Linked DNA regions of Homo sapiens: region 1 is linked to region 2. Evidence: read pairs that join two places in POLR2A ChIA-PET (ENCODE). Cell type or tissue: HepG2. All regions are shown on one strand. Links, peaks and the distances in the headings refer to the core of each region. The heading gives the core; the rest is flanking DNA. Region 1 overlaps MGAT4A (alpha-1,3-mannosyl-glycoprotein 4-beta-N-acetylglucosaminyltransferase A). Region 2 overlaps CRACDL (CRACD like).

Evidence for each region. Peaks named below come from ENCODE experiments on the same cell type or tissue, not always from the same donor. Only the 100,000 strongest peaks of a DNase experiment are listed, where the experiment ranks them.
Region 1: POLR2A ChIA-PET joins it to region 2 with 7 read pairs; 6 of 35 experiments call an interaction of 5 or more read pairs at or near these places.

The regions. Positions count from the first base shown.
Region 1 is chr2:98,698,213-98,709,163 of GRCh38, reverse strand. The region is part of intron 2 of MGAT4A (alpha-1,3-mannosyl-glycoprotein 4-beta-N-acetylglucosaminyltransferase A); the gene reads left to right. LOC124906050 (a long non-coding RNA gene) reads right to left here. Exons shown (of 3, transcript XR_007087149.1): 1 at 10,056-10,951; 2 at 7,034-7,285; 3 at 1,347-1,617. Among named protein-coding and RNA genes, the nearest start is that of MGAT4A, 27 kb to the left of the region's middle. In HepG2, for the core only: a CTCF peak has its summit at 5,749; DNase peaks (open chromatin) are centred at 4,243, 6,603 and 6,863; H3K4me3 peaks cover 1,330 bases.
Region 2 is chr2:98,800,073-98,811,023 of GRCh38, reverse strand. The region is part of intron 7 of CRACDL (CRACD like); the gene reads left to right. Among named protein-coding and RNA genes, the nearest start is that of LINC02611, 34 kb to the right of the region's middle. In HepG2, for the core only: no CTCF peak of the experiment used is centred there; a DNase peak (open chromatin) is centred at 5,393.

The DNA of each region.
Region 1 (10,951 bases), core at 1,821-9,820, 100 kb after region 2:
CTCTAGGGAAGGAAGTGAGTATTAATATCCCTGTTTGACATGAAGACACTCAGGCAATTAGCAAAGTACTTAATCCAGCTATATGAGATGACTAGAAAGTGAATTCAGAAAGAAGGTCTGAACCTAGGTGTGTCTGACTCCATGGGGTGTACAGCCTGAATCGGCTCTCAGGGAATGCCCACTGCCTCCAGGGCAGTAGAGCCGTGTTCTCTGGATGAGTCCTCCACAGATGAGCTTCTGGGATGCTCACGTTGTCTGTCACCCAATGTGATTTCTTTGTATACTTTTTACAAAACTGTATCTTCTTAGCTAGTATTTAATTATATTCTCACCCTATTGTTTATGTTGCATTTCTTTTTAAGTGCACAGTTTCAATTTAAGAAAGCTGGCAAAAAACTAGTTTAACCTGATGGTTAAACAACCAGTTTAACTGTTGTTTTTAGGTTGAAAAATCAGTTCATGCTGCCATTAGTTAAAGGATACTTGAATCATGCAAAAATCTGTTGTTTACTCCAGCAACGTTCCCTTTAAATGGAAGCATCTACATTACTGGTTGCTGGTATTTCTGGAAGAGGCACGTGTTAACTGGAGTGAGGCAGTGGATCTTTGTTTTGTTACTAAGTGTAACTGCTGAAGTGTCTTCCTAGCAAAATATATGCCAAAGTTTACGGCAGGTATAACTTTTTTTTTCTAGAAATAATTACACATAATGTTAGACTTTAGGATTTCAGGTTTATTGTTTTGATGCAGAGGAGGGTACTTATAAATCTCATGGCTTTTCATTAAAATAAAACACATTATCAGCGAGTATATCTAATTAGTAAATCTCATTAATCTTATAATATTTTCCTTTTATCACGGACCTGAAAAGCAGCTTGTTGTCAGCTGTGCTCACTGGCGGGGTGCGGTGGCTCACGCCTGTAATCCCAGCACTTTGGGAGGCCAAGGTGGGAGGATCCCATAAGACCAGGAGTTCGAGACCAGCCTGGGCAACATAGTGAGACCCATCTCTTAAAAAAAAAAAACTGAGCTCACTAAAATACCCCTAACATTGACTGCATCATAGGGGAGGATGTCGTAGGCTTAACTTATATATTTTGGTCTATTACAGTTGATTAAAGTAAACTTGAGGCAACTGGCAACAAATTTATAAATAGCCAGAAAATGTAGATTCACAGTGTGGAACTTAAGTTACTTTGAAACCATTTTCTAAAAGCGAGTCCTGTTGAGGGTTAGGTATGTTGTGGAATGGTGGAATTCAAACAGATGTCTCACTGTTTGGATTAAGTCATAGAGAAGATCCAGAAAGGACTCCGGAGATTACACATGAGCAGCCTTGCTCTGGAATGGTAGGATTTGGTCCCTTCTCAGAAGGGACAGGCAGGGTGGTTGTGGAAGTGATTGACCTCTCCAGATGCTGTTCATGGTTTTCTTTTCCTGAGGAATAATGGCTGTGCTATCACTGGGGAGACGCTAGAGTCTGGAGACCTTGGTTCTCTTGTAGCTTGCTCTTTCATCTTGGGAGGGTCATTTTAGCTCTCATGAGACTGGTATGATTTTTTTCTCCCCTCTCATTCCGCTGTTGATTGTAGAGGAGCTGTAACATCGGGAGAAGTGCTAGGAGGTAAAATAAAGGCAGATACCATTATGATTGTTATTAAAGGACGAGAAAGTGGCTATTGCAGATGGCAGAGCTTGACATTTGGGGACAGATATTCATTGGGTGTTTTGTGAGCATGAGCACTTATAAAAAGAAGCAGTGATTGCTAGCAGCCAGCAAAAATAAACTAGGCTAGAGTTTAAACAATGAGCTTCTTAAGGAGGCAGAGGCCATGCCTGCATGCCACCCTACCCCATTTAAATTTTAAAAAATTATACAGAAAAGTATACTAAATGATACAGAAACACCTATATTCCTATTACTCAGATTTTTCATTTTTTAAAAAAATGGAGACAGGGTCTCTCTCTGTCACCCAGGCTGGAGTGCAATGACGTGATCTCAGCTCACTGTACCTCTGCCTCCCAGGTTCAAGTGATTCACGTGCCTCAGCCTTCCAAGCAGCTGGGACTACAGGCACCCGCCACCACACCCAGCTAATTTTGTATTTTTAGTAGAGATGGAGTTTTACCATGTTGGCCAGGATGGTCTCAAACTTCTGAGCTCAAGTGTTCTGCCTGCCTTGGCCTCCCAAAGTGCTGGGATAACAGGCATAAGCCACCGTGCCCAGCCCAGATTTTTCATATTTACTTCTAGTCTTTTTTTTTTTTTTTCATTTTTAATGAAGAAAGCATGGCAGATCTCCCTAAAGTCTCCCAGCCAGTTTCCATCTCTGCTGCCCTGCCTAGACTGAGGCAGACCACATCATGTTGTGTACTCCTGTAATGCATTTTTATATGTTGATTTATGGATGTGAATATTCACTTTTTATGTATGTATATATGTACATATATAATTTTATGTATCTAAAAAATTTACACAGATAGCAGTATGCCATGTATATTCTACAGCTTTTTTTTTTTTTTAAATTCACATCAGGCCGGGCACAGTGGCTCAATGCCTATAATCCCAGCACTTTGGGAGGCCGACGCGGGTGGATCATGAGGTCAGGAGATCGAGACCATCCTGGCCAACATGGTGAAACCCCGTCTCTACTAAAAATACAAAAATTAGCTGGGCATGGTGGTGGGCGCCTATAGTCCCTGCTACTTGGGATGCTGAGGTAGCAGAATCACTTGAATCTGGAGGCGGAGGTTGCAGTGAGCTGAGATCATAAAAATAAAAATAAAAATAAAACTCACATCATTTTGATACTTCTGCGGAGGGACACACCTCGGTGGCCCCTCCTCTACCATTTTTGCTGATGTCACTCTGAAGCCACTTTTTACACCATTCCGTTCTCTAGTTCCTAGCAAGATTCTGGTCCAAATTCATCCAAACTGGCTATTGTCTAGAATTTTCATTCTTCTTCACTCAAAAGCTTAACTTTTAGGGTTTAGGTCATGACATAAAAGAGTAGAAATAGCTTTTTTGTCCCTACATACATGGTGGATAGCATTTAGGGCACAATATCAAAACCTCTGTGTTACTATTTTTATCAATCGGTTCAGCGTCTGCATTGGTTTTCTCATTTTCAGTGTTTGGGCACACTGAGCTGTGTTCAATAATGGGAATTTTATTGTTAGTTGATTTTCTTTTTTTTTTTTTTTTTTTTTTTGAGACGGAGTCTCGCTCTGTCGCCCAGGTCGGACTGCGGACTGCAGTGGCGCAATCTCGGCTCACTGCAAGCTCCGCTTCCCGGGTTCACGCCATTCTCCTGCCTCAGCCCCCGAGTAGCTGGGACTACAGGCGCCCGCCACCGCGCCCGGCTAATTTTTTGTATTTTTAGTAGAGACGGGGTTTCACCTTGTTAGCCAGGATGGTCTCGATCTCCTGACCTCATGATCCACCTGCCTCGGCCTCCCAAAGTGCTGGGATTACAGGCGTGAGCCACCGCGCCCGGCCTGTTAGTTGATTTTCATTAAGTTCGGACTACTCCACAATCACCTAATCAATTGTTCCACTATAGATACTTTTAAAATGGACAATATTAATTTCCTCTGTAGCTAGGGTGATCATATGATTTACTGTCCAGAGCAGGGCACTTGAGAGTAAAGGGAGTACTGTTGACAGTCATGCTGGGGTAACAGTTGTAAATTGGAACCGTCCTAGGCAAAGATAGCATGCAGTCACCCTGTTCATGAAGTGAGAGGCGGTGGTAGAGAATGACTGGCCATGATCAGGTGGAACAAGGAACCTGAATGCTGCTGCTGAACTCGTTTAGGCATGCTGGTGAATGAAGCTCCCTGCGATCTAGAACCATCATTTAAGATCATTATGACCTCTGTACCTGACAGAGTCCACGATCCAATGAATTAATCACACCTGTGAAACCTGCACAGCATTGCAATCCGTGCTTAAAATGGGGAGAGGGCAAGCATTTCCGGAGGTGGTGGCAGGCATTTGCTGGGGCAGTAATGAAAGGTAATCTTTCAGTGTGCTGATTAAGATCTAGAAGCTCAATAAACCCTCTTCTCAGGGGAGCTTCTTGGAATCAAGGTAAGTAACTTGGGTTTCCTTATCGGAAAGCTAGGGTTAATGATAAGGTAGAAATGCAGCACTCCAGATGTCCTCCTGTCACCTGCCTTAAGGGATGTTTGTTCCCAATGTCAGTTGCGCCTCTGGTGTACTCTCCAGAAGCATGTTTGCTCAGCTGTGGAGGAGTAATTGAACATTGACCTTATTGGTCTCAGCACATAAACTACTGCAATAACAAATTTGATCTTGAGGGAAATTTGCTAATCCTAGTTACAGGATATTAGTGGTTTATTGGCATAGTACTTTTTTTTTTTTAATTGAGGCAGGATCTGGCTCTGTTGCCCAGGCTATAGTGCAGTGGTGTGATCATGGTTCACTGCAACCTCTGCCTCCTGGGCTCAAGCCATCCTCCCACCTTAGCCTCCCAAGTAGCTGGGACTATACAGGTATGTGCCACCATGCCTGGCTAATTTTTTCTTTTTTAAGACGGGGTCTCACTCTGTCCCAAGCTGGAGGACCGTGGTATGATCACTGCTCACTGCAGCCTCGGGCTCCTGAGCTCAAGCAGTCCTCCCACTTCAGCTTCCCAAGTAGCTGGGACCACAGAGCATGCCACCGCACCCTGCTAAGTTTTGTATTTTTTGGAGGGTAGAGATGGGGCCATGCTATGTTGCCCAGGCTAAATGGCTAATTTTTGTAGTGTTTGTAGATATAGGGTTTTGCCATGTTGCTCAGACTGGTCTCAAACTCCTGAGTTCAAGCAATCCACCTGCCTTGGCCTCCCAAAGTGCTGGGATTACAGATGTAAGCGACTGCTTACATAGAGCTTTTACACTTTTTACATAGGCCGGCATAGTGCTTTTGATCTGAAGTAGCTTTCTTCGTATTGCTGCTTTTTCTCTCTTCAGCTCAGTTATTTATTCATTCACCTAGTGTTTATTGAGCGTGTACTAGGTGGTGATCCACTAGGCACTGGCGATTTCATGGTAAACAAGATAGGTAATGTCCTTGCCATACAGACCCTACTTACAGAGATGTTAAGTTGGAGGATGTTACACAGTCGTAGTTGAGCAACTAGGCAGACTGAGTTATTTCAGAGAGGGATGAATACTGACAACCAAACAAGCTAAGGCGATGACAAGTGACTGAGGTGGGAATGACGGCTGTTTAGATGCGAGTGGTCACAGAATGCCTCTCTGAGGAGGTGACAGTTGAACTGAGACCTAAATAATAAGAAGCCAGAGAGTTGGAGTGAAGAGGGGTCCTGGCAGTATCACAGCAAGTACAAAAGTCCTGAGGCCAGATGAGTGTGGCACATTAGGAGAGTGTAAAAGGAAGCTAGTGTGGCTAAAGCACTGTTAGGGGTAGGGAGTGTTGGGGGTGTGGTGGGAGATAAAGTTGGAAAAGCAAGCAGGGGCCAGGTCACACTGGATATGGAGGCCACAGGGACATCTTTGGATTTTATTCCTCAGTGGGAAGCTTTATGCCGAGGGTGTACCACAGTCTGATTGACATTTTTCAGAGATTCCTCTGCCTTTAAGGAGGTGTTCTTTATCCAGTTGAGGAAGTTCCCCTCTGTTCCTAGTTTGTAGAAAGTCATTACTTTTTCATATATTTTTTTCTACTACTTTTTCTCTATTTCCTTCTGTGAACGCTTGGGGGTATCCTATACTCTGGGGCCTCTCTGTTCAGTCTGTTCAGTTTGTTCAGTTTTCCTCAATCTTTTTTCTCTCTGTTCTTCAGACTCGATAATTTCTATTAATCTAACATCAAGTTCACTGATTCTTCTGTTCTTCTGCCATCTGAAATCTGCTGCTGAGCCTCTCTAGTGAATTTTAATTTTAGTTGCTCTAACAACTAAATTCCATTTTGTTTTATATTTCCTGTCTCTTCGTTTTCTCTATTCATTGAGTCAGTTTCCTCACATGGTCCTTTAGTTCTTTAAACTTGGCTTCATTAGTTCTTTTAACTTATTTATAGTAACTGTTTCGAAGTCTTCATCTGCTAAACCCAGCATCTGGGAATACTCAGAGACCACTTCCACTGACTGCCAGAATTTTATTTTTCCCCCGAGTATGAGTCCTGGTTTCTTTTTCCTTTGCTGTCTTGTGAATTTTTGTTGACCACCATATATTTTAGGTAATATATTGATGCAGTTCTGGATTCTTTACATTTTAACTCAAGTGGATGGTGATTGTTTTATTTGCTATTTGTTTAAGTAACTGGACTGGACTAAATCTCAAGTCTGTCTCTCCGGCTGTATCTGACTCTGGATGTCTCTGTACTTCCGTTTTGATTAGTTCTTATTTTTAAGCCTGGTTTCCTAGAGAGGTTGCCCCTGTGTCTGCATAGCATAGTGTTCAGTAAAGATTGGTCAGTGCTTGTAGTCAAACACCTCGAGCCGGTAGGGCTCCCTTCTCTGCTCAGGACCTGTTGGACTGTGGAGCACACGGTACTGCAAGCTGTTTGCGAGTGCGCCCCAGCTGTACTTTGCCCTGGTCTCCTTTTACAGCTCCTCTGTGTGTGTGCATGCATGGGCTCTAATGACCAGGTGTGCATGGGTGGTGTGGGCCTGCACTGCTGTCTGCTGTGCATGCTCAGAGCCTCCAGTCCACCTGGGATGTGTGAAGAGCTTTATAAGCCCCCTACAGCCATCTCATTTTCAAGGCCTCCCTATTAAGTCTCCAGCTGGTGTGCCAGTCCATTGCTTGTCCCAGATAGAACAGCAGCCTCATGGCAGCAGGCCTCTGGCCCTCCGTGCTGCTTGCCTGCCTCTGGGCTTGCTGCTCTCACTGACAACACTGCAAATCCAATGAGTCCCTGCCAGCAGTGGCAGTGAGTTTGCTAGTTTTCAAGGCCTGCCCCACGCCTGTTAAACTTCTGAATTGACAGAGCTGAGGGCAGGGCAGATGAGGGCAGCTCTTGGCAGGAAAAGTCACAGACTTGTGCTGTTCTCACCTGGAGTCCAGTGGGTTTCATGAATAAACACTTCTCAGTTTGTTGAATGTCTTGCTTGCTTTCCAGAGCACCAACTAGGTTGTTTTTGACTCTTGACCAGCTTTATAGTTGCTTTGTGGGAAGAGGATTTGTGAGCCTTCTCACTCTGTTATGCTAGAAGTTAGACATCCCCTGGGAAGTTCTCGAACGTGCCCCTAGGTAATTCTGATTGGCAGCCAGGGTTAGGCACCAGCACACCTGGGACTCTTTGAGCTGTAAATATACACATACAACATCAGGGCATAAGAAAGTTTTTGCCATATTGACTTTCTAAAAAGAAGAGTCTTGAATGTTTCAGGTGTTATAAATAAGGACCTAATTTTAAAACAGGACCTAACTAGGGTCTAGAATGTAGACCTAGCCTCTGCCAAATTGGTCAGCAGCCTTTCTTGCTGATATGTTAAAGTTTGCCGATTTAGACCTTGCACTTGGCATGGTATTATTTTATTTTATGTTCAGCTTAGTTGGCTAGCATCCATTTCCTGAAACAGACTCCTAATCTAATTTTTCCAGGTTGGAAAGCTTCTTAAGCAGTACATGTGCTGTGCTCAGAGGTTGTCTGGAATCTGTTTGAGGTATTCTTAACTCTGAAAGGATATTATTCATGGCCGACATATGAGAGGGGACTACACTGAGAACATTGGGTTATTACAGAACATTAACTGATTTTTTTGTGCTGCTTCAGAAACATTACTAATCAGGTTTTGGGGATGTGAGTAATTGTCCAGTTCTAGACCCATTGTGCAATGGATACAGTGGATAAAGTTGCACTGGACTCTGAAACCAGTAGTGGACAAGAATAGCATAAAAAAGAGACTAATAGATCAGCCTTACCTAATAGGATGAAATCTTAAATAAAATACCAATGAACTAAATCTTTAGAGCAGTGTTAAACATTTTTGGTATATTTTCTTTCATTTTTTCTGGATTAGTGGTTCTGAGCATGTGATCCAAGGACCTGTGGGGATCTCTAGACCCTTTCAGGAGGTTCATGAAGTGAAGACCATTTTTATAATAGCCTTTTCCACTCTCATAAGAAATAGCAGAAGCAGATGAGAACTCAGCTGTATTCTATTCAGCTGAATTAAAGAGATGTGAGCAAATGTCACTCTTTTCACTAATTTTTTTAAGAAAACAATTATTTTTAATAAAATGCATTATTTATGCTAACATGTAATAGATTGTTTTTTTTTTTTTTTTGAGACAGAGTCTTACTCTTGTTCCCCAGACTGGAGTGTAGTGGCGCGATCTCGGCTCACTGCAACCTCCGCCTCCCGGGTTCAAGCGATTCTCCTGCCTCAGCCTCCTGAGTAGCTGGGATTACAGGTGCCCGCCACCACGGCTGGCTAATTTTTGTACTTTTAGTAGAGATGGGGTTTTGCCATGTTAGCCAGGCTGGTCTCAAACTGCTGACCTCAGGTAATCCACCTCCCTTGGCCTTCCAAAGTGCTGGGATTACACGCATGAGCCACCGCGCCCAGCCAACATGTAATAGACTTTTAAATGAATTTTAAATACATCTTTAAAAAGTTAATTGGTTTTGATTTGCAATATGGTAAATGTTGATTGATATAATTCACATAAACAAAAGGTCTTTGGGGTTGTCTAATTTTGAAGACAGTGTAAAGGGGTTCTGAGACCTACCTTATAGATAGATAGATAGACAGATAATGCAATATATACTAATATAATATAGAGTATATACTAATATGATATCATATATAGTAAATACTCATATGGTATTTATAGTATATATGAATATATTATATATAGTATATATTATATATATAGTCAACTAAAGGAAAAAATCAAGCTTTTAAAGAATTAAAGTTAATTTTACTCAGAAGTCTTGCTAAGGACTATAGCCCGAGGCTGGCAGCCTGGGAGTGGTCCTTTGGAGAGGTCTTGTGAGATGGCCCCTGCACAGTGTTCCAGCCACTGCTTATATGCAGGTAGTGCAGGACCATTCCAGGTAAAATCATATCGCACTTGCTCAGAAAGTTCCATAAAAGCGGAATCATGAGGTTTGGGTATGAGAGGATATCTGGTTATAGCTTGCAGAAGCATACTCACTAACCCCGTCAGATGTTATCTCACGTGCAGAAAAAGGCAAGGACGGGTCACGTATCCTATAAGAAACATCGTGACTCAGGCAAGAGATGTGGTGGGCCATGTGCTCTACCCTATTTTGTCTTCAAAACATTCTTCCAGGGAGCATTTTGTCACATACTCGGGGTTCAAGCGGAAATGGCAAACATGGCTTCCTATGTTTGCTAATTTGTCTCACAGTACTACATATGTGTCTCCCTCAAAAAATGGGATTGGCCTCATACTGTGCATATTGTATAATGTACATTTTTTGCTTAATATCACAAATGTTTCCCATACCATGAATTGTAGTGGGTCCATAATATTCCATTTTACAATTACCATAATTAGCTTAATCTTATAAGTAATGGTATAACAAATTTTATGCATATTATTGATCAATTTTTAAATACATTTTTTTAGTTTAAGAGGATTTGCCTCTTGTTACTTATTGCTTGGCATTCTGTAAGGCAATGGCATTTAGGGGGAAAAAAAAAAGACTAAAATATGATTCCTGCTGTGCAGAAAAGAGTTAACATGGCAAATCTGAGACTGCTAATTATCAGAAAGCCTGGCTTGAAAGGCTGGTCCTCGGCTGGCCTCTGGGAACTTGGCTGATAAACCCTGATAATAACCTTTCCCTATATGAGAAGAGTGGCTCAGTGTGCCTAAACTATTTGTACAAGTTGTGTGGTTATGCTGAACACCTGGTTTCCTTATTGGAGTCTGAAATTTTGGTATGTACTAGGCAGCGGGTGCCTATGTGACCAGCCCGCAGTAATAGCCTTTGACATTGAGTCTCCAATGAGCTTTCGTGGTAGACAACACAACACATTGCACGTGTTGTCAGCACTCGCTACTGTGGGAAGGAAGTGTGTCCTGAGTCACTGCATACCTGGTTTCTTCCAAACTTCTCTCCGTGTGTCTTTTCCCTGTGCTGCAACTCAATGGTGAGTCCTGTGAGTCCTTCAAGTGAATCACTGAACCTGGGGATAGTCTTAGGAACTCCTGACAAACCTGCTGTTAAGGAACTCATAGCTGAGGAGGGAAAAAGAGATAAGTATGTAATTATAGTACAGTTTGTGTTGATATAAAATAGTGTAGTTAACAAGATAAAAAGGAGCTAAAGAGAGGATAGAGGTCAGAGAAAACTTCACAGGAAGACAATGAAAGAGTATTTTGAAGGATGCATGGAATTTTTTCCAGTAAAGAAAGAGAAGGTGGATCTGGTAGGCAGACAGCATGAACGTAGAGCAATGAAACTCATAGTAAGTGGGCTTGGAGCACTCCAAGCAGCTTGGTAATACTGAAGCAAGAAAGATCCTGGGCAACGTGAGGAGATCATGTTGGAGAGTTAAGTAGGTAGTCATTGAAGGGTTTCCATTTAGAAATGTAAGGTACAGAGGATAATGAAGGGGAAAATGAAAAGGCATGGGTAACAGTTTCGTGTTCCTGGTCAGGAGATGAATAAAAGGAGCGTTGATACTGGGATCTGTGTAAAGAAGAGAGGATTAATGAGCATTAATGTAAGCAAATGTGAGGAGATTTCAGAGCATATTTATTTATTTTTAATTAATTTTATTTTTTGAGACGGAGTCTTGCTCTGTTGCCCAGGCTGCAGTGCAGTGATGCAATCTCAGCTCACTGCAACCTCTGCCACCTGGGTTCAAGTGATTTTTTTCTGCCTCAGCCTCCCAAGTAGCTGGGATTACAGGTGCACATCACCACACCTGGCTAATTTCTGTATTTTTAGTAGAGACGGGTTTTCACCGTGTTGGCCAGGCTGGTCTT
Region 2 (10,951 bases), core at 1,314-9,313:
TTGGCTTGCACTTTCACTCCACAGTAAAGCATGGGCATCTTTTTTTTTTTTTTATATCAGAGTGAACTGCCTCGCGTCTTTCTTTTTAAGGGTTACACTGTATGTGTTCTGTGTTTTATTTAACTGTTCCCCTCCTGAGGGGCATTCCGCTTGTTTGAGCTTTTCTCCCTCTTGCTGACAGTGCTGCAGTAATCATTCTTGTCCATTTTAATCCCTATGTATTTACACGGTTGTTTCTCTATGATAGATTCCTAAAAGTGGATTTTCAGGTTCTCAGATCATGTGCACTTTTAATAGACAACTTTAAATTACCCTCCATAAAGGTTGTGCTGGTTTACACTTCTTCCAGCAGAATAGAGACTATTTCTCCACCCCCTCATCAACACTAAGTGTCGTCAGTGTTTTTTTTCCTCCAGTCTGATGGATGAAAAATGCCAGTTGTGATGTTCACCTTGGTCAGCAAGTTCTGGTCATCCTAATGTGCAGCGTCTTTATCCTCCCACGTCCCCATGCCAGCCTCATCTTTAACCTGACACCTACAGTACCTCCTCCCTCCAACTCTCTTCTTACCCTTTCTTCCCAGGTCGTGGGTGGAACCATGGAGCTTTCCTCTTTAAAAATTCGCATTGCCTTCCCATTATATTTAGAATAAAATTCAGACTCCTAGAGAAGGCATTTAAGGCTTTTTAGATTCTGGCCAAAACAAACATTTCTGCCTCTCTAAGTTTGTCTGCCATTTCACTCCCTCCAACATCTCCTGCAGCCCCGCCCCTGATACCAGCTCCCTGGCACTCTGTACACACCCCTGCCCATATTGAGCGTACTTCACTCGACCCCTGAACTAGATCCTGAGCCCTTGAGAACTTCCAGGGTTTTTCTTCCTCTGTTGAGCACCCATACCCATGCCCTGGGGTTCCTAGCCTGCAGTGGGTGATCCTTGGACCAGGCTGTGTCTGCATGACCAGGTGCTGGGATGAGGGAGGGAGCAAGGCAGGGGCTGGGTGGTAAGACTGAAGAGTGTGGATCTGTGGGGTTTACTCTGAGGAGCACCTCTTAGGGGCTGTGGGATTCTGAGCAAGTTGAGTCTTGTAAACTCTGAGTCTTAATTTCCTCCTTTATATAATGAGGTTATTTGTAATAACAGCAAATAGGGCAGCAAAGACATTTTAACTGCAAAATGTGATACAGTTTCATAGAGTACAGTCATACTTTCCTAAACATGTACTAAAATATTCTCATCTCAGCTGCACAGAATGCTGTATGAGAATGGGATTCTCCTTGTCCCAGTTTTGGTTAAGGCACCAATGCAGAGATGTAAGATACCAGAGAGCATGTTTGCAGGATCTGTGGAGTCAACAACCACTCACCACCCCCACCCTCAGAATATACGGACGGTGGGGAGGAATAAAGCGGATTTGCAAAACACTTTCTGTGGAGAGCACACTGCAGTCCTGTGAGCCACCAGCGCAGAGGAAACTTCCCTCATGCAGAGTCTGCAAGGGTGGCTTCCATGGGACTTCTTAGAAGCTGAACAGATGTGCCCTGCAGTTGGGAGACATGAAGGACTGCTGCTGGACTCAGACCACCTGTGGGCATGGGGCAGACAGGACCACCACATGACCCACTTGTGCTCCCAGAGCCCCACATGGGGAGCCAGCCAAGAGGACAAGGGGACAATGAGAAGCGGTCACAACCAGAGTCCCAGTGGTGGCTGGGAATCCCCCAGTGTCAGTTTCAAGTGTCTGCCAGGCCCAGGCAGGACAAAACCTTGTAAGGCTCCAAAGAGTCCTGCTGATCTCCCTACTCTCCTTCTTCCCCAGCTCTCAGCCCTCGGGAAAGGAGTCTCCGCCCCAACTCAGACACCCTGCATTCAGGAGTCATAGCCTCACTTCGCCCAGAGGCTACACATTTTAATTACTGAATTAAAACTGATTATAACAAAAGTGACCATGGTGACTGCTGGGACCTGAGAAGGACTGAGAAGGTGCTGGAAGTCTTACAGTTTCTACCTGGGATGGGGGACCATGGGAGACCAGGATCGGGCAGTGCTTTTATGTCTCTAGAACCTGCAGGTGCAGTGCTCTGGTTCCTGCACAGGTGCAGCCCACCTCCCAGGAGCAGATAAGCAGTGCCGCCCATCCCCTGCAGCTGCACTGGTGCCATTTCAGAGGGCTGGCTTCAGTACTTTCTCCACGGCAGCCATTAACCTTATGTGGGGGGCGCTGAGACCCTCTGTGCACTCACCCCAGGGCTCAGGAGAGAAATAGGTTTGAAGAAGAGAAGACAGTATCTTTATGACAAGTAGGAAGTGTCCCAGGCCCCTCTGAGCAGGGCCAAGGGTATGGCAGGAGGTGAGGTCTGAGGTGGCAACAGTGTGGACCCATAGCATGGGCAGCCCTGGGGGTAGATGTCCTGGGGACCAGGGGCACTGGCTGGTTAAAAGAAGCATCTACCAGAGCCTGGGGGCAGGGGGCAGATGTCAGCCCAGTTCTCAAGAACTGGGTCATCTGGTCAGCTGGGCACTGTTGTCCCCAGAAAGGGGACAACATACTGTGAGCTCTCTCTTCAGGGTTTCTTTGGGCAGAAGCTCAGAGCAGCATCAAGATCAGTGGTTGGCAAAGCTGGCTGCAACTTGCGGTCACCTGGGAGTCCACCCCCACAGATTTGGTGGACCTGCCCAGGATGAATCCCAGACTGTGAGAGTGTTAAAGGCTGCCCAGGTGGTTCTAATGTGTGGCCAATGTTGAGATACTGGGCTCTAGGACAGCGGCGCTTCTCAAACTTAGGAGTGCTTATGAATCTGCTTAAGGTGATGCTTCCCACCCAGTACGTCTGGAATAATGGCAGCAGTGCTGGTCCGTGGACGACACTTGGAGTGGTGAGGCTCCAGGTCTGCGCTCTCTAACACAGAGCCAGTAGCTGCACGTGGCTGTTTAAATGTAAATGTAAGCGAAATTAAAATGCAGTTCCTCAGTCACAGCAGCCACATTTCAAGAGCTCAGGAGCCACGTATGACTGGTTGACAGCACAGAGGGCATTTCCATCATTATACAAAGTTTTACTGGGCAGCACTGTTTCAGGGCTGTCACTAGCAAATAGCATCTTGCTGAGACTCTGTAAGGGTTGTGCTCTTCCCAAAAATGGCTTGGGTGTCAAGGCACCATAATACTTCACCTTTCTGCCTGTATGCCTGCCCCCCTCTATCAGCTTCTTGAAGTCAGGGTCTGCAGCAGATTTACCCTCTCAGTAAATGGGTAAATAATAACAACAATAGCTAACATATAGTGAGCACTTACTAAGTGCCAAGTATTAACGTTAAATGCTTTATGCGTTAATTTTCAACAACAATTCTATTTAGTAAATAAGAAAAGAAACTTAGGTTAAAGAACTTGCACAAAGGCATGTAGCTAGTAAACTGTGGAGGAGAGGTGGAGGCCACATAGACTCACTGCAGCCCACGCTCCACAGTGTCATGCTGCACTGCAGTTCTCAGCTGGGGCAGGCATGGGCCCCAGCAGACATTGGCAGTGCCTGGAGACATATTTGATTGACACCGCTGTGGTAGGGTGGGGAAGGGAGGTATACCAGCATCTAGCAGGTAGAGACGCTGAGCATCCTACAGTGCACAGGACAGCTCCCCACAACAAAGACCTATCCAGCCCAAAATGTCAGCAGTGCCAAGGCTGAGTAACTGTTGTTTGCCACTCAATGAATAAGTTAAAATGGGGAGGAAGTGGTTTTATAGGACAGTCATGAGGTCATACCTCTTAGTAAGAGATGGTATGTGATGTAGTGAATGAAAATTAGAGATCAAGAGGTCTGTGTTCAAATCCCAGCTTTGTTACATATTGGCCAAGGACCCTGGACAAGTCACTTTGTTCCATAAGACTCTGTGGTCCCATATCCAAAATGGGGATTGAAAATATCCTTACGTTGCAAGGAGGGCTGTGAGGGTCATTATGAATATGATACTGCTCTGAAGACAAAGATGGAATAAACCTTAGCTGTGAACATTTCTTTGGTCGGGAGAAACTTCCCTACCTGACTAGTGCTGAGTGAAGGAGGGCCCAGATGTAATAGAGAAAGGGAAATCTGAGCTCCAAGGACAATAGCTGCCCCTGGAATGGATTACTTACTCTTCTGTTGGCCACCCTAGACAGTTCTTGTAGAATTCCAGCAGTTCCTGGAGATCTGAGATGGGGAGACAAGGAATCTAAGGTGAGGTGTTTGTGTACATTTCAAAGTGTAAGTAGAATAATTTTTCACCTTTTTCTCAATCGTGCTCTAGCTCAAAGTTATTTTTAAATAACAGTGCCTTTCCCTCCCCATATCCTTGTGAGGTCACAGTTATATCAGCTGGTTGGGAGCGGAGACCAGCTGTCTCTGTGGAGGTAGAGTGGTCATTGCCTCCTGCCGAGAGGCTAGCTTTAATTGCACAGGCAGCGGCAGTTTAGCAAGTGTGCTTTCAGTCCAGCTCCTCCACTGACAACTCTGTGCCGTTGAGCCCGGCCCTGGCTCCCCGGGATCTCCACTATGAGATGTGGAGGTTGGACCAGGCCACCCTGGGATGTCTGCCAACCTTGACATGCCAAGTGCTGGGCAGCTGTCCCAGAAGTCAGGAAAAGAGCCTGGTAAGGCATCTGCCCCTTGGGGTGCCCCCAATACACATGGCTGGCCAGATTCCTGGCCTCACTCCACACACCCAAACACAGATGTGACTCAACGATTGTTTTTTCTTTATGAATGCCTTCTCACAGATGTTACCTGTGAGCAATAGATCCCCAAAGCAGGTATAGTTGGGGCCCTGACAACAACCAAAGCAGACCCCAGGGCCCCATTTGGGAAAAACTCACATCAGTTTCTACTATGGGGACCTGAGCAAACTCCTGCCCTGGGACAAGGACTGACACTCACCCCACCCCATGATGGATATACTACCATATGAGGCCCTCGTAAATAAATGCTGCCACTGGGAGACTCTCTGTCTCCCTCAGCCTTTTCACCGGGGAAGACGGCCCCTCTGGGCCCTCACTCCCTCGCCTTTTAATGATAGAAGCGTGCTACCAGGGCTGTTAAAGCAGCAGTGGCTTTTGTCTTTCTGCCATGTGGAGTTGAAGCTTGTGTGAAAAGAGATATGTGGCCCAGCGGGAGGCGGGTTTCTGAGCATCAGTTGGGAAATTCAAACCACAGAAAGCCTGGCCTGGGAAAGCAGGAGAGCCGGCTGAGGAGCCCTTGGCAGTGCCTCCTGACCTGGGAGTCAGGTAAGGGATGAGGGCAGTTTGGCCCTGGCAGCCCCATGCTGGTGGCTGGGAAAGAAGCTTCCAGAAACAGTGTCCTTCTGTTTGCCCCTAGGCTGCAAAGTGAGTCTGTGTGGAGTCAGATCCTCTGCACTCGCTGAGTTGTGCAATTCCACTTAGGAGAGGAAGTGGAGCAAGAGGAGGGGAGGCTCTGGAGGGTGGAGGAGGAGGGAGATTGTGTGGATGAGGGGAGGCAGTGGTTAGAAAAGGCAAAGGGGGTGAGGCCCTACGGAGGGTGCACTTGAAGCTGTGGGGTAGTGAAGCGGTGGAAAGGGTCTGCTGGTGAGGGCATCCGGGGCACCTTGCTTAATTGCAGTGTGGAAACAGCTCTGGGTGCAAACTTGCCTCATTTCTCTATGTGCACAGGGAGCTAGGCTCTTCTTCCTGGTCACTCTCAAGCACCTAGTGACTCCTGTCTTAGGGGGGGTTTTGTTATTTGTGTGCTTTTACTTCTAATTGAAGAATAATATGCATACAGAGAAATGCACAGATCCTATGTGTGTAGCTCAGTGCATTTCCAGACTGAATACACCAGACCAAGAAACAGAATGAGACCAGCACCCCAGAGGCCCTGCCGTGTCCCCTTTCAGCAGGCTCTGGAACTCATTCCTGATTGTGGACCATGGTGGCTGTCAGAAGATCCTCTGGTCCTGATGGCTTTTGCAGGAGAGCCTGTCTCCATGCACTGGAGAGAAAGATTCAAAAAAATCATTCCTGTCTAGACTCAGCACCTTCCCCAGGGCCTGGCACCTAGTGGGCACCCACCAGGTCCAGTCCGTTCTCATTGTCTAAGGAAGTTATGCTCTGAGAAGTCACTGCAAGCTAACTTAGCAAGTACTGAGCCACTGCTCCTGGAGGAAATGCAAGGTTAGCTTCCTGTGTGTCTCCTGCCACAGCATCAATAGATCAACACATAACCTTGTTTTAGGTGTAATTCTGTTTAAAGATGCTTTATTTAGTATATATTGTTGACGCATTGACACCGAACACACAGCCAACGGCACTGTAACTCAGGCCTGAATGAAGCTTATCTGAAACACACATTATCTCCATCGGGCACATCACAGCCTCCTTGGGCTTAGGAACATTAGACAGCACATCAGCACTCCACTTGGCAGCCTAACCAGCAGAATCACCAAGAAAACCTAGTGCCCCAAAATGTGGCACTGAGTAGACTACAAAAAAGATACTGTATACGGTGTAAGAGCTAAAACAATAAGGCGGCGCATCACTGCTTGACCTCAGCTGGGAACTTGCACATTGGGAAACTCAAATGTTTTGCTGCCCTGCACGTGTTTGCAAATGACCATGCCAACACCATGCATATTGATTTTGGGATTACAAATGTATTTTAGCGAGTAGGCGAATTCTCAAATATGGAGTCAGCTCACAGCGATGATTGACTCTATTTGTTGAATGAGGAGAGGAAGGAATGGCGGTAAGCTTAATTTAAGGTGGAACTGGGACACAGCACCGTCTCCTGTCATTAGCAGTGGGGGCCTGCCCTGAAAAGCTCTTGCTCAGTCTCAAAATGCTCAGCATGGTTTTGAGAAGAAGACTTGGTTGAGCATTACCACCCTGAGTTCCACAGTGAGATCACACAGCCTGGCTCTGGGACAGATCTGATGACGAGCGACTGTAGACGTTGCCAGCATGTATTGATCAGGAGCAGCCTGTGAGTCAAGACTGACAACAGATCAATAAATGGCTTTTAAAAAGCAAAACCCCTCAAGCTGTTTATCTAGGAAGCCTGACAAACCCTGCCGCAGTGGTGTGGCCCCATGTGTCCCCAGGGCCTGGGGCCCACCTCTGCCCCAGAAGTCCTCTTAGTGTCTGTAGACAGGTCCCATTTCCACCAGGTCAACCAGGGCTGTGGCAGTGGACCTGGATGGCAGGCAGAGCAGAGGACCGCTGTTCTATTTGTTGAAGCAACGAGGCACAGTGACTGTTCTAGCACAGCTGGCTGTGAGAAATGGCGATGATGGATCCACTTTAGATCCGAAGTCTTAGCAAACTCAGGCCTCTTTTCCACAGAGAATGTTGTGAAGACCTGGGAATGAGCTGTTGATGTGCATTTTTAGGATGACAGCATAATGGAGAAAATTGGAAGTAGCATATGCCAAAGTATGAAGTGTTCACACAGCTCCCTTGGGTTGTTGATTTATGGGAAGCTTTTTTCTCCTTTATACTTTTATCTACTTTCTAAATCTGTACAATATGCTTGTGTACTTCTATGAACAAGAAAGAAATGTTATGAAAAGAAAAAGTTTCTTAAAAATTGCTGCATCAGGCCGGGTGCAGTGGCTCCCACCCATAATCCCAGCACTTTGGGAGGCAGAGGTGAGAAGATCATTGGAGACCAGCCTGGGTGACATAGCGAGACCCCATCTCTACAAAAATTAATTTAGAAAAAAATTAGCTAGTCATGGCCGGGCACAGTGGCTCATGCCTGTAATCCCAGCACTTTGGGAGGCTGAGGCGGGTGGATCACGAGGTCAAGAGATCGAGACCATCCTGGCTAACATGGTGAAACCCCGTCTCTACTAAAAAATACAAAAAATTAGCTGAGCGTGGTGGTGCATGCCTGTAGTCCCAGCTACTCGGGAGGCTGAGGCAAGGGAATCCCTTGAACCCAGGAGGCGGAGCTTGCAGTGAGCCTAGATTGCGCCACTGCACTCCAGCCTGGGCAACAGAGCGAGACTCCATCTCAAAAAAAAAAAAAAAAAAAGCCAGGCATGTGGCTCACACCCATAATTCCAGCTACTCAGGAGGCTGAAAAAGTTGCTACTTCAGAAAGGACACCATGTACCAAATTTTTCAGAGGCCTGGAAATCTTGTTGCCTTACCTTAAGGCAGAGCCTGTGCTTTATATCCTCAGCCAAAAGGCAAGCAACCTGGGAATTTACATTGTACGACAACTCGTTGCCTCTCAGGAGACTGTGCTTGACAGCCCTCAGCTTCCAGACTTAACAGCTGCATCCCTAGTGTCATACGGGGTGTGGCCCACCATTGGGGTCCCACCCTGGGCCCCTCAACTCGTCATAGCAGAAGTCCTTCTGAAAGAAAAAAACAATACCTTAAGGCTGAATTTTAATAGGCACTAAAAGAACTAACCATCACCTATCAGAAAGTCAAAATGAAGTGATGAGACGAATCTGTCCCACGTAGGCGTAGTTGAACACCTCTAGAAATGGTTTAACATTGAGGATTTTTGAAAGGGTTCATTTTAGATCTTCCCGAATACAAATAGCTCAGTAATAATGCCAAATGTGGGTCTGAAAACTTTGTCATCCTCTCCTACAGGAGAGTTCTGTGTGGAGGTATTTTAAGAGTGATTCCTGGGAATGCAGATGAAAACGGCTCTCATCTCGGGCAGTGTGTCCTGCATCCGGGATGGCCAGGCTCGCTGTAACACACAGCGTGTGCATGGAGGAGAGAGCGCCGCCGTGGATAGCGGGACTGCGGTGCACACTGGTGTGGCTTGGGCCAGGCTCCTCCATGATGCAGCGCCAGCAGGGCAGCCCCGATCAGACCCGCTGGCTCTCACACACTGTGGCAGACGTGACCAGGATGAGGCGCCTGCCCTTACAGGGCTTGCAGGCAGACTGGCACACACAGCATTGAGATGGTCTGCTGGAACCCGTGGACGATGTTCTCAGGGAGCCAAGAGTCAGCCTGGCTGCCTGACCCTGCAAGAGGCTGGGGTGCAACCCATTGCTTGCTGTGGTTTTCTTATCACAACAGCCACGAGGGCTCGTTGTCATGGCAGAATGGCTCTCTGGTCTCCATCAAGCTCCAGGGTAAGGTTTGACCAAAATTCTCCACCCCTCCTCCAGCAGGAACAATAACAACACTAGCAACAAGCACATAACAACAGCAGCAATTGTGGCAGCAACTAACACCACTAAGGGCTTTCCCTGGATTCTCTCACAGAATCTTCACAACCACGCTGGGAAGTGTAGACAGTGGATATTTCACCTGATCTTCACCAACCACGCTGAGAGGTATAGACAGTGGATATTTCACCCAATCTTCACAATCACACCAAGAGGGACAGTGGATATTTCACTTATCTTCAAAACCACACTGAGAGATATAGACAGTGGATATTTCACTTCACAACCACACTGGGAGGCATAGGTCGTGGATTATGTCATGGAATCTTCACACCACACTAGCAAGTGTCTACACCTGCTACAAGCATACAGTTCAGAGAGGCCTCCTAGGCCCCTGCCACAGAGCAGAGTGGCTCATCACACAGCTGCTCTGCCTGTGCTCACTGGGGACAAAGGCACAGCTTCTTTGAGGCTCAGCACTGTGGAAGGTGATGCTCAGCCCATCACCCCTTTCTCAGCTTATCTGCTGAGAGGCTCCAGGTGGAATCTCAGGCATCTGTGAACTACATTATGGAGCTGGAGTGGGTTCTCTCTCTTTTTCCTGGTGTCTAGACCCCCATTTGCCATTCCTGCACTCCTCTGCCAATGAGGGTGGCCCTGGACAGTCCCTGTAACAGGGCCTAGAGATTACAAGGGCCCTCTTGCATTCCTGACAAGGAAAAAGGTGAGAAAGAAGAGAATACAGAATAAAAGGAAAGACCAGCAGTTGCAGGGAAAGAGGCAGGAACCAAAAAGGAGAGAAATGGTGGTGTGGTCATAAGCTGGCCCAGTGCTTGGCGATGCTGCTATTGCAGGTTACCTTATCCCACAGCAGCATGGCCTGGCCCAGCCAGGGCACCCACCCACTCCCGTGGGTCTGCATGTGAACACAGACACACGCTTAAAACACACACACAGTACAGCTGGAAACATTCCTACCCCACAGACAGGCAGCAGCAGGTGACCCTTCTGTGTTTGGGATGGAATTCTGCCAGCATGCTCCTGATGTAAGGAAAGGAAAATTTACCTCTTGCCAAGCTCAGCATTTAGAAGTGTATCTGGTACATAGTCTGTGGTGTGTGTTTGTTCGGTAGATAAGAAATGCTTATGACCAAAGGCATACTTCAGTTGGGTAGATGGTCAGCTAGCAAACATGTCTAGTACCAAACATAGTGAGGCAAGTGTCTCGAGAGGTTACAGAGGACTTAGGAGAGAGACTGACCAGAACAGACTTCATGGAGGAGGTAGTGTCTAGGGACCCTGGTGAACCAGCGGGGAGGATTCTAGAACAAGATATCCAAGCCCTTGTCACCTCTCTTGAGCTGTGGCCACAGCCTCCCTCCTAGCTTCCCAGCCTCTCGTCCCTCTACAGTCAGACTGATTCTCCACACAACCTTCAGAGTGAGCCCATGGTTTAAAACCCCCACAGTGTCCCCATTATGGACAGAAAAAGAAAAAAGACAGAAAAGACCCTTCCTTGGGGCCGGTTTACACAACTCCTCCACCTGCCCCCAACCCCAGCCTGGAAGATTGTTCTCCAGATCCCAACCCAGAAGGCACCCCTACTCCCACTCACCAGTGTTAGCCCCTGTGTCCGCATAGCCCTTTGTAAATTTTAGCATTTTCCAGTTTCTACCACAGTTACTTGTTTGTGTCTCGTCTCCCCAACTAGACTTTGAGCTTTTTGAAGGAACAATTTGTTGTTTATTTTCCCACCTCAAATATAAGGTCGTCCTTGCTCATAGCAAACAAGGTGAAACAGGAGAATAGAAATGCTGG